Linked DNA regions of Homo sapiens: region 2 is linked to region 1. A link is a contact called in ENCODE Hi-C or POLR2A ChIA-PET data. All regions are on one chromosome and are shown on one strand. The core of a region is the stretch at or near the end of the contact, and the rest is flanking DNA. Distances in the headings are between cores, read along the strand shown. Region 1 overlaps PAN3 (poly(A) specific ribonuclease subunit PAN3). Region 2 overlaps FLT1 (fms related receptor tyrosine kinase 1).

Region 1 (6,326 bases), core at 2,380-4,879:
CTTTTATTTTATTTATTTATTTAAGAGATGAGGTCTTAAATGTTGCCCAGGCTGAATTCAGCTCCTGGGTTTAAGTGATTCTGCTGCCTCAGCCTCCCAAGTAGCTAGGACTATAGTCACATGCAATGACACTTGGCAGTATACTGCCTTTATTTAAGTAGAACATGCCACTTGGTGACATTTAATCATTCTACATTTGTTTTTCATTATGGCCATGCCATGTAGAGATTATGATTATAGAATCAAAAAGTCCTGGGTTTGCATCCTACCTTTCTCTCTCAGCTATGCAATCCTTATTATCCTCATTTATGAAATAGGGAATTCTACCTCATGGAATTGTTGTGAGAATTAAGAGATAATGGGCATAAAGTATTTGGCAAATGCAGAGGAAGGATCATTTTGAACCTGTCTTCTGGAATTAGTTTTCTTAATAGGGTTTCATCTGTGTTTCTTACCAGAGGTCAAAAATTATCAGTTGTTTTTGTTTATAGGGTTTTTTTTTTTTTTTTTTTTTTTTTGAGACGGAGTCTCGCTCTGTCGCCCAGGTGGGACTGCGGACTGCAGTGGCGCAATCTCGGCTCACTGCAAGCTCCGCTTCCCGGGTTCACGCCATTCTCCTGCCTCAGCCTCCCGAGTAGCTGGGACTACAGGCGCCCGCCACCGCGCCCGGCTAATTTTTTTTGTATTTTTAGTAGAGACGGGGTTTCACCTTGTTAGCCAGGATGGTCTCGATCTCCTGACCTCATGATCCACCCGCCTCGGCCTCCCAAAGTGCTGGGATTACAGGCGTGAGCCACCGCGCCCGGCCGGTTTTTTTTTTTTTTTTTTAACAGACATAATGCCATGTTTTAAAAATAGTGTTAAACATGTATATTATAAAACATTTGGCAAATACAAAATAGTGTATAGAAAAGAATAATAATCCTCCCTTTAAAAGGTTACCATTGTTACCATCTGCTATATTTTCTTCTAGTTGGTTTACTATGGCTGTACTACATGTTGGGTTATCTTCCGTTCACTTAAAATATCATGAGCATTCCGAAGTCATTCGAGACAGTTAACAGAATGAAAGTATAGGTTGGTGTTCAATTGGAAAACATGATGGTATTTGAAGCATTAAAAAATACATGTTTTTTTATTATAAACCTGATAAAATGTTTGCTCCAGAAAAATTTATCTCAGTGATAACTCAAATTATTTATAAAAATTATTTCTGAGGAACAAATTTGTATTGTGCTATAAAAGGAAATGTTTTTGAATGTATGAACTTTAGTTATTCTTTGGTTATTTTATTATATAATGCCTATTTTTATTGATACTGAAGCTAGTTTGTCTTATGGAATTGTAATAAATGTTTACACTATTCTAAAATACAAGAGCACATTGTGATACACAAGGGGTTTATAGTAAATATCATGTCTTCTGTATTTTTGAGAAAGATTTATGAATGCCTGTATTTTCAAGTCATCTTCTTATGAATTACTCTAGCAGTTCCTACAGAGGTTGACAGCTACCATAGCCTATTCCCTCTAGAACCACTGCCACCTCCCAACCGGATACAGAAATCAAGTAATTTTGGATATATTACATCTTGCTACAAAGCTGTAAACAGCAAAGATGATCTGCCATATTGCCTTCGGAGGATACATGGTAAGGAAGATAAGTTATCTTCTTTTATAATCGTATCATTGAGGCTAAGATTATTCAAACCTTCTTGAATATATTATTTAATATATGAATTAAAAATTTTTATTTGGAAATTAGTACCTCATGAGCAATGTATAAATATGGCAATTTTTTTCCATTTCTGATGGAATATGAAGGAGACGTCAATTAGAGTTTACTGGAGTAGAAAAATTGTCTTCCAGGTTTTCGTCTTGTTAACACAAAGTGCATGGTGTTGGTCGACATGTGGAAGAAAATTCAACACTCAAATATCGTAACTTTGCGTGAAGTATTTACCACTAAAGCATTTGCTGAGCCCTGTGAGTAACTTGTAATTTGTCTTTCTGCTGGTGAGCTTCATTATTTGAAGCCAGCTTTCAGTAATGAGTGTTTGTGTTTTATTTTAAGCTCTTGTGTTTGCATATGATTTCCATGCTGGAGGAGAAACTATGATGAGCAGACACTTTAATGACCCTAATGCTGATGCCTACTTCACCAAGAGAAAGTGGGGTAAGAAAAAGATGCAGGCAAACTATATTTTGACTAATGCTTTTGCTCTGTGGAAGAGTAGTTTTCTATTTTAAAATACGTATAATTTTTCCCTGTAATCATTTAGTTTAAAGACTCTATTACATTTTGTACTAGTTGTTTTCATGTTCCTGATAAAGACATACCCGAGACTGGGCAATTTACAAAAGAGAGAGGTTTAATGAACTTACAGTTCCATGTGGCTTGGGAGGTCTCACAATCATGGCAGAAGGTGAAAGGCATGTCTCACATGGCGGCAGACAAGAGAAGTGAATGAGAGCCAAGTAAAAGGGGTTTCCCCCTGTAAAACTGTCAGATCTCATGAGACCTATTCACTACCACGAGAACAGTATGGGGGAAATTACCCCCATGATTCAGTTATCTCCCACCAGCTCCCTCCCACAACACTGTGGGAATTATGGGAGTTACAATTCAAAATGAGATTTGGGTGGGGACGCAGCCAAACCATATCACATTTTAAAAAGAAATATGTCAAAGAAATGGAGATGATGGTCAAGAAGTTAGGAAATAATGTCTTTTGCATATTTACTAAGATAAGATAGATTTTTGAAGACTCACATAGATATCAGATATTTAACTGGAAATGTGTTAAAATTGTTTTTCTCTTTAAAATGTTTTTCTTTTAAAAATATGATGCTTTCTTAATAAAGGTGACTTGGAAAATTCAATAGCTTAGAAATAGTCTCTCTGGCTTCCCTGCCTAAGTACAACCATTGTGAATCTTTTAGTACATTTCTTTTCAATCTTGCTTTGTTTTGTTTTTGTCTCCTTTTGCATTGTTTTTTGTTTTAACCTTTTATATCATATTACATCTTTTCTTTATTATAGGTATTTTCCCCATAGTTTTTATATTCTCTGAATATAATTTAATGATTCCTATTATGACTATATTGTTCTTTATGTAATTATTTCCCTAAACAAATGCTTTTGTTTGAAGGTTGGATTCCATGTTACTTAATCTAAGGTTTCAAAATAGAATTTTAAGTAACTTTTCCTTAAACATGAAATATTTTCTTCTTTGTCCCTTTCTAATATATACTTAAAGAATTGTTTTATCATTGAGATTTTGCAAACAACCAGAATACTTGAATTCTAACAAATGTGTGTTAAAGGGTAAATGATTTCAGAGAAAAGTAAATCCATTTTGAGATGTCTATTCATTAATTTATGTATTTAGGGAAGGTCTCAGTCTATGGGGGCAAGAAAGCAGCATCACGTTATTATGCTTTTTAATCTTAAGATTTTCTTGACTTGAAAATTAAAGAGGAGGGGAGAAAGATTTGAGTCCATATTCTAGTATCTTTCAGATTACAACTCCTTTCAAGACTCTAATTATAGACAAAAATATATTACTTCTGTTTACTTGTTACTTCTTTTTTTTTGCATCCTGACAGTTGAAAAAAGAAAGTTGTGGTTACATGGCTGTTTCACATTTAAAATCTGGTCATAGAATGTGGTCATTTTTTTCCTTTTGCTATGTCATCTGTAGACACATGCATAATTTTGTGGAAGGGGATGTGGTACAACTATTCTTATAGATGACTATAGTTGTTGCTCAAATTTATTTTGGTAGTAACACCTGTGAAATGACTGTTGGCTTTAATTTATAACTGTGTTTCTCAACTGCTTAAGTTTTTGTGGGGGCTGTCTTATGCATTTCAGAATGTTTATAGTGGCCTCTTCTGACTGAAGGGCCTGGCTTCTGCCTACTGAATGCCAGTAGCAATCCCCCTCTACCCCTATTGTAATGCCAGAAATATCTCCAGATGTTGCCAAATGCTGGAGTGGTTTCTTTTGAGAACCACTCTTTTATAGCATTCTTTTCCAGTAATTTTTTAATCATAATTATTCTGTTTTTGGTGTTCACTGATTAATATATTAATGTTTATATTTTCATAGGAAGTAGTCCTTTTTTCTAATAGTTTAAAATATTGTTTGAGTAGTCGTAACTTCCCTAACCATACCATACATGCATAAAAGCCTACCATTTTCTTACACTATGTAATTTATTATCTTAGCACAAGTGAAAAAAAAAAGCAAAGTATAAGAAATATATTGATTTAGAAAATGAGAAGAATAGCATACCATGTGGAGTTGATACGAGATTCAGAATGAGTCTATATCAGTAAAACAACTAGAACAGAGTCTGGCACACAGTAAGCACTATATGTTTGCTGCAAAAACTCTTGTTTCCTTATTACTACATTAATTAAATAGTTTCATTTAAACAGTTCATAGTCATTTTTCACATTGTCTTGGCATTTGTTACCGGTCCCATTTTTTTGAGCCTTCTTACACATATTTCCAGAGTATATTATCTTCTGTTCTGTCCAAATTGAGAGATAATTATTTTTAATTTTGTATGTGCTGCTTACCAGAAATTTTATTCCAAGCCATAAGTACATATTTGCTATTTATTATAAGTACATAATTAACCATTTAATTATGTTGCTTTTTATAACTGATTCACAAAAGGTTGTTTTACAACAATATGAATATAAGATCAGCAGGGTGTAGGGACTCATGCTTGCAATCTCAGCACTTAGGGAGGCTGAGGCAGGTAGATCATTTGAGCCCAGGAGTTGGAGATCAGCCTGGGCAATGTAGCAAAAGTGTCTCTACAAAGAAAAGAATATAAGGTCATATTCCTTGGAATAATTACAAAATCTTGATTAAATTTATATGTCTCCTTTTCTACTGATTTACAACATATTAACAATGACCTAGAAAATATTATCAAAAACCACTTAATGAGTTGATAGAATCCACCTTTGTGGTAGAGGGGCCTGAGTGATATAAGGAAAACAAACATTCAACATAAGTGATGGTAGAGACTTTTATTTCCATCAAGCCACACAATGAACAGCTCTCACATGCCTAAACAATAATACAGGGTAGGATTAGCCAGCCACATTTTAAGTAGAAAAACCTCTACGGTTTCTGTTTTTATATTTATTTGGTTAACAATTACATATAAATTCTTACTTTAAGTAATTTTTATTCAATAATTAAGTGGTTACAGAAAAGAGCATTTCAGTGAGAGCCCTATTGCTGGTATCAATATAAAAGGCATAATCTCGGACAGGAATCTTTGGGCAATAGACTAAACTTAAATTACACACATACATACACACACATATATAAATTGACATGTTGTGCCATGAGTGTACATGAATTGTCTTTGCTAATTTTGATGTTAATGCTTTAGTCTTTTAGTTGATTACTTAAGATGTCATTTTTTGGATTTCTTTGCTGTATAGGTCAGCACGAGGGACCATTGCCCAGGCAGCATGCTGGATTATTGCCAGAATCTCTTATTTGGGCATATATTGTCCAACTAAGTTCTGCATTGCGTACCATTCATACAGCAGGTTTGGCATGTCGAGTTATGGATCCAACAAAGATTCTGATAACTGGCAAAACAAGGTACTAGCATTTTGAGTTTTGGTTTCTTTTATTGAGCGTCTTACCTTTGACAGCTTAGTAAACAAAACATGATTGTTTTAATTCTGCCTTTTCATATATTCCATCCAGAAGAACTTCTGTAACTTTGAATTCATTTGTAAGCTTTTTAAAGAAAAAAAAAAAGTTGAACTCTGAATAAAATGCCTGGTTATTAACCAAAAATCTTGGGAAAGGTTAGGGAAGTATATGTGGTTAGGGTTAGGGGAATATAAAAATAATATCAATACAACTTTTCTATGTAGCACCATGGTTCACAAATTCTAGCATGAATCAGAATCACCTGGAGGACTTACAAAACACAGCTTGCTGGGCCCTACCCCCAGAGATTTTCATTCATAAGTCTGCATTGGGGCCTAAGTATTTGCATATTTAACAAGTTTCTAGGTGTTGCCATTGCTGCTGTTGAGTCACATGCTTTGAGAACAACTGGTACAGTTATCAGTCTTGTCTTCACCTGAGTTTTGAGTTGCTGTAATTTTGTGATTGTCTTGGGCTGCATAACATAAAGAGCTGAAGATCTGGTACCAAGTTATTTAAGTTCATATCCTGGCTTTGATAGTTTACTGTCGATATGCCGTTGAACAAGTTACTTCTTCAAATTGTGTTTTGACAACCTTATTAGACAAGTGTACTACTAACTCCATTCT
Region 2 (6,326 bases), core at 1,821-4,320, 56 kb after region 1:
GGCTCTCTGGGATGCCGCTCATCTGGACTGTTTGTCTTCACAGAAAGCCAATGATGGTTTTCAGGGACTACAGCTGAGGAAGTGTAAATATTTACCAAGTCTGTGGTTTAAAAGTGATAGGACACACATGAGTCAAATAAACATCAAACTGACTTACATCTCCTTTTCTCACATAATCGGGGTTCTTATAAATATCCCGGGCAAGGCCAAAATCACAAATCTTCACCACGTTGTTCTCAGATAAAAGAATGTTTCTCGCTGCCAGGTCCCGATGAATGCACTATAATAAAACAGTTGCATAATCAATGCATTTCCTTAACCTAACCAACTAATTTCCTACACCTGTCAGTGTCATTATCTTAATTTGGGAATCCATTTCACATGCTGTGAAGGGAGCACCTCTCGGTGCACACAGAGTTACCATAAACATGAAGAGCCTCTCTACAAATACAGGTCCCCAAGCCCTCAAAGTCAAGAAATGGTCTGAATCCACTGGGCTACTATTTGATCAGCGAAGCTGGTTATCTAAGATTTACCAGTGGGCAAACTTTCCCCACAGTCTTTTATCCTGAGCTGCCAAGATGAGATCTTTCTCCAGCTGCAGTTTTGTGGGAGGGCCCTATATGGCTATATTAATAGTAGCTCTCCTATGAAGTCATGTCTTCTGAGATTTGGGCCAGATTTGAAAATATGCCAGAGGATACTGTGGAGAGCCGATGCCAGGTTTGTCTAGTCTGAAACCTGTGAGTTTTCCCCAGAATTAAGTTCTATCCACTGGTATCCATGACTCCTCATTCTCAAAACTCCTCATATCAAGGCAAATTAAGGCACTTGCAGTGGTGTTTGTTCTACATTTAAGAACATAGGTATCAGCAAATACTAGGAAAAATGAATTTATAGCAAAGGTGTGTGTCCAGCCCTGGCAGAGAAGAAAAACAGTAAACAGCAAGACTGACCTTTCTGGAAGACAGGAACTCCATGCCTCTGGCCACTTGAAAACTGTAAGAAATCAGATCTTCCATAGTGATGGGCTCCTTGTAGAAACCGTCAGAATCTGGAAAGCATTAGAACCGTAACTGTTTGTAATGGCTCTTGTTATCCCACCAAATCCCAGTTTATTGGAACAATGTTAGCAAAACATAAAACAAACCAACAAGTAGATCAGAGTTCATTTTTAAGAGTATTTGAGTTTCAACATGAACACCAGAGATTTTTCCAGGCCTCCAGCCCACTTTATCCAAGCATGGGGGCAGGGGGATGATCCATTAAGATGAAAATCCCTGAGGGGAGAAAACGGTACAGTTCCCTGTCAAAATTAGTAACTCTGTAAATTATCTTAATTCAAATCTTATCTCCTCAGGACATTACCATTCGAGTCTCCCACGGATGTTTATTAGAGTGATAAATAAGAAAAAAATTTCAGAGATGCATAGTATGTTGTAAAAATATCTCAGCGCGTAGGACAGGAAGGAATTAATACCTACCCTCCTCTTCCTCAACATCACTCAGACTTTTATCTTCCTGAAAGCCGGAGCTCGCAAAGCTTTCGCTGCTGGTGACGCTATCTAGTCTTGGTTTCTTGCCTTGTTCCAGGCCTGGCTCCATTTTTTCTTTCTTAGGCTCCATGTGTAGTGCTGCATCCTTTGAAGAGACCGAAAAGGACCCAGGTGAAAAGGAGCTCCAGCACAGCAGTGGGAAACCAGTCCCTCAACTGGCAATCGCCTGATGAGAAATGAGAGCGTTTCACTTCTCAAAATGGATCGTGAACTAGCACAGGGGCCCTACGGTGTCCAGGAGCCTGACTACCTCTGGAGTTGCAGAGTCTATTGTGCTCTTGCCTGGGCTTCTAGACAGCATCTTAGATCAGATAAAAAAAAAAAATTAAGAGTGGTGGGTATTTACTGAATGCTTACTCTGTGTGAGCTGGTATATTAAAAGCTTTAGGTACATTTCTTGTTTAGTGTTTCCAACAATTTTACGAAGTAGTTCTTATTTATACATGGAGAAACAGGTTCAGAGAAGTAAAGTAATCAAATTCACATGCAGCTAATAAATAGCAAAGCTGGCCGGGCACAGTGGCTCACGCCTGTAATCCCAGCACTTTGGGAGGCCGAGCCAGGTGAATCACGTGAGGTCGGGAGTTTGAGATCAGCCTGACCAATATGGAGAAACCCCGTCTCTACTGAAAATACAAAATTAGCCGGGCATGGTGGTGCATGCCTGTAATCCCAGCTACTCAGGAGGCTGAGGCAGGAGAATTGCTTGAACCCAGGAGGTGGAGGTTGCAGTGAGCCGAGATCACGCCATTGCACTCTAGCCTGGCCAACGAGAGCAAAACTCCATCTCAAAAAAAAAAAAAAAAGCAAAGCTTGAACCCAGGATTGGTCGATGCCCACATCTGTGCCCTTAACCACTTTTCCATGCCACACGCCATCTTGTGAAGGATGACATCACTGAGAGGAAAGGATCCTCAGTGTGCTTGGTGCTTCACTCTGTAATCCCTAGGAGGAGTTATAAGAGAAGGCTATAGTTACCAATTTCTCAGGTTTCTTTGGGGAAGGAGGGAACATGGACATTGCTTTTTTTCTCTTCCATTTAAACAAAGATACAGTTTGATCCTAACAAGGGTAGCAATGGCCTTTCACCCTGGACTGCACATCCAAGCCCTGGTTCATTTGGCTCTTCCATTAATCATGCGATCTTGGGCAAGTCACCTTACTTTTCTGAGTTTAATTATCCTCTTCTGAAAAGCTCTATTATACTATTATTTTATGATTCATAGGAAAGGAGTTGTCAGTTCTGGGTGTTCATGGGAAACCAGAAAAGATTTTTATTGCCTTTTGTAATTCATCTAGTAACTATGACACTCTAAAACCTAGCACTTTCAGTGGCTTTATAACAAGACCATGTTTGTAGCCTAGATTCTGCTAGACAGCAATACTGAGGCAGAAGCAGAGAGGGACTGGAGTTCAGTGGTGTCCCTTGATCCATTTGCATGGTGTGGCAGTTCTAGGATTAACCCGCGTACCCCATCCTTCCTGGGCTTTTCTAGAAATGTCACAAAGCAAGAGTGATCCCTCCACTAGAGGGCACAGTGGGAGCAAGCAGAGCACTGGGAGAAAGCTTCAGGAGGGACAGCCCTAACCTAGTCTAAAAGCCAAAAGGGCACCAAGGTTCCCAGCCCCTGAAAAGAGACCTTCCGGGGTTGCAGAGGGAGGCAGGCCTCAGAGTGAATACCCACTGCCATTGCAGGTAACCCACCTGAGGGCAGGTAAAGACTTTCACTATTTGTTATTGTGTTTCCACAATGCAGTTATATTGGATTCTGTTCAGTTGGGGACTGGAATTTTATTTTTCACAAGATCCTTTGTGGGACAGAAGGCATCAGAGAAAGCGCTGGCAATAGCATGGGGAGAAAAATGCTCCACAGGCTCACTCAGGGCTCTGCATGTGAAAACTCTCCCTGGACAGCCTTCTTCCCCACGGCACCCAAAAGTCACAGCCTAGGCATGTCTCCAAGGACCAAAACTCAGGCTCTCTCACTCCCTTCCTGACTCCCAATCAATTGTATATTCAGCTTTGCTTATCAGTACCACTTTTGTTAAATAAAGGTAATTTACTGAACTCTTGGGACTCTGGCAGAATATAGTGAATTTATTACAAACCATATTTAAGGATCCCAGTTAATTTATTTGGAAAATGAAGTATTCCATTTTCAATTTAGCCTTTTGGTTTTGCCTTTCCTTTACCTTTATCTTCCAAATATGAAAGACAGCCATGGATTTTCCACAAAAACACTAAGCTCCACCAAGTTGCACAGGGAGGCAAATCATTAAATATAGCCAGAGAAGGAAGCAAACTCTTCAAAACAAAGGACGCACAAACCCAAACGTTCCATCCTGCCCAGGTCCCTAGGGTATTCTGCTGGCTTAGCTCTTCCTGAAGCCAGTCCAAAATTTCAGTACTAAGGGGAATTTGTACTGCCCTCAGCCCAAGGCACCACTTTCCACTTTTTCTTATGCTTTTTTCACCTCATTTAGTGTGGTGCACAGAAAAGGCAGTGGAGGAGGAGTCAAGAGAGCTGAGTTCTTTCACCTTCTGACTTCACCTCATGGTAGGTGTGTGTCCTTAAGCGAATCACTTGACTTCTCTGAACGCATCTGCAGCCTGCGAGTGTGAACCAACTGATCACAAAGATCCCTTTCAGTTTCAAGATTCTAATTATTAGGCCGGGCACGGTGGCTCACACCTGTAATCCCAGCACTTTGTGAGGCCGAGGCAGGCGGATCACCTGAGGTCAGGAGTTTGACCAGCCTGGCCAACATGGTGAAACTCCGTCTCTACCAAAATATTCAAAAATTAGCTGGGCGTTGTGGCGGGCTCCTGTAATCCCAGCTACTTGGGAGGGTAGAGGCAGGAGGATCACTTGAACCCAGGAAACGGAGGTTGCAGTGAGCTGAGATCACACCACTGCACTCCAGCCTGACTGACAGAGAGAGAAACTCTGTCTCAAAAAAAAAAAAAAAAAAAAAAGGTTCTTATTATTAGAGGACCTGACTTAAACCTGGGGAAAATGATGTTCTTGCATATATTGCCGGTCCGGTAGAACATCTCTGTCTTTAATTAGATCAAAGTTTGAGGGATGAGAAAATTGGCCAGCTGTCCAGTGGTTCTTATTTGTGTGTGAAGATTCTTGCCCACATTATAAAGATGGGCATCATTCTTGGATTTCAGACATTTTATCCACCATGTAGATCAGTGGTACGAAGTTGGACTCACCCAATTTTTCTATCTTAGTAGGTCAATGATGTTGATGATGATGATGACAGTGGTGGTGACAGTGATGATTAACATTTATTGAATGTTTGACTGAGAGATTTTTATTCTCTCAACAATCCCATCAGCTGGATTCTATTATAAGCTTCATTTAATAAACGAGGGAACTGAAACAGACAGGTTGAGTAATTTGCATTCCCAGATTTCATGAGAAGTAGAGACAGGATTTGAATCCAGGAAGTCTGATTCCAGAGTCTCAATGTTTAACCACCACACTACATGGGTTCATCACCAGTGTTGCTGATTACTGGTTAATAATGTTGAATCACTGTCCCCTGGACTTCTTCAGCTCAGAGAAGGACACAGTATTGGTGCCATATGTCACACTGGCAAAGTTTTAGTAAATTATTTCTCCTCCATTCAATAATCTCTCTCTCTCTTTTTTTTTTTTTTTTTTTTTTTGAGACGGAGTCTCACTCTGTTGCCCAGGCTGGAGTGTAGTGGCTTGATCTCGGCTCACTGCAACCTCAGCCTCCCAGGCTCAAGCGATTCTCCTGCCTCAGCCTCCCTAGTAGCTGGGATTACAGGCGCGGGCCACCACGCCTGGCTAATTTTTGTATTTTTAGTAGAGACGGGTTTTCACCATGCTGGCCAGGCTGGTTTCGAACTCCTGACCTCACAAGATCCACCTGCCTCAGCCCCCAAAGTTCTGGGATTACAGGCGTAAGCCACCGTGCCTGGCCCAATAATCTCTTTTAAACCTTGTTTGCCCTTAGGTCTTGGGTCCACATGTTCCTTTTACTACACAGCTTTTATTTAATAAGGCTGGTTCAGAGTATATGTAGGGATGACATGGGTAGTGAGGGTGTCAGGAAGTAGGGGAAAGGGCAGTGGAAAAGAAAGATAATGATTTTTGGCCCTGGCCACATCATTGGTCTACTGCTGATTGTCAAGTCACTCAGTTGATTTAGCCTTAGTCAAAATCTAACCTAATAAATGGAGACAATTATATTAACTATTATCTTCCTTAAAGAAATAAGTGACTTGTGTATGTATGTTTGCGTGTATGTACACATGCACACATATATAGGGGGAGAAAGAGAGAAAGTTATTGTTAGATATTTAGATAAGTGGCTAGTAGATTTACTCTCCAATTATGGCTGCATACGCACACAGGGATCAAATGATTCTCTGTGCTATCCACACTAGAGTGTAACAGATTATCAGGGGAAAAAACATGAAAAAAGGAGAAGAAGCAGAGATTGAGTTTTAAGTTTAATCATTAACAACACAATACAGGTTTCTCTTGCTTTATGTTGTTACAGACTAAATGAAAACTCATTGCTATCTTTAAAAACCTCCAACTTTTGAAATCCTTACCTTGTTGAGAAAAAATAAGTCACGTTTGCTCTTGAGGTAGTTGGAGAGATTTCCATATTTGCAGTATTCAACAATCACCATCAGAGGCCCTGCAGCCAAAACAGCACATGCTCATGCTCAGCCACACCAAGCCAGTCAGCCATTTGCCAGCCTTCAGCCTGCCTGAGAAA

Evidence for each region. Hi-C counts contacts between places; a loop is a spot of excess contacts on that map. ChIA-PET counts read pairs that join two places held with the same protein, here RNA polymerase II (POLR2A). Pooled maps may share reads with other maps.
Region 2: a pooled map shows a loop between it and region 1 (4-fold over the local background). The contact joins two enhancer-like sites. A Hi-C loop is called at or near these places in 2 of 50 pooled maps. POLR2A ChIA-PET finds 5 or more read pairs at or near these places in 2 of 52 experiments (T-cell and endothelial cell of umbilical vein).

Annotation. Positions count from the first base shown.
Region 1 is chr13:28,265,227-28,271,552 of GRCh38, forward strand. It overlaps PAN3 (poly(A) specific ribonuclease subunit PAN3), which reads left to right. Exons shown (of 19, transcript NM_175854.8): 10 at 1,489-1,650; 11 at 1,869-1,985; 12 at 2,074-2,175; 13 at 5,475-5,640. Among named protein-coding and RNA genes, the nearest start is that of PAN3-AS1, 130 kb to the left of the region's middle. Within about 2 kb of position 3,630, at least 3 of the 41 ENCODE cell types and tissues checked have a DNase peak (open chromatin) inside an H3K27ac peak, as active enhancers do.
Region 2 is chr13:28,321,306-28,327,631 of GRCh38, forward strand. It overlaps FLT1 (fms related receptor tyrosine kinase 1), which reads right to left. Exons shown (of 30, transcript NM_002019.4): 20 at 6,157-6,245; 21 at 1,485-1,641; 22 at 957-1,054; 23 at 158-280. Among named protein-coding and RNA genes, the nearest start is that of FLT1, 170 kb to the right of the region's middle. RefSeq lists a silencer at 1-161 and an enhancer at 924-2,123. Within about 2 kb of position 3,071, at least 4 of the 41 ENCODE cell types and tissues checked have a DNase peak (open chromatin) inside an H3K27ac peak, as active enhancers do.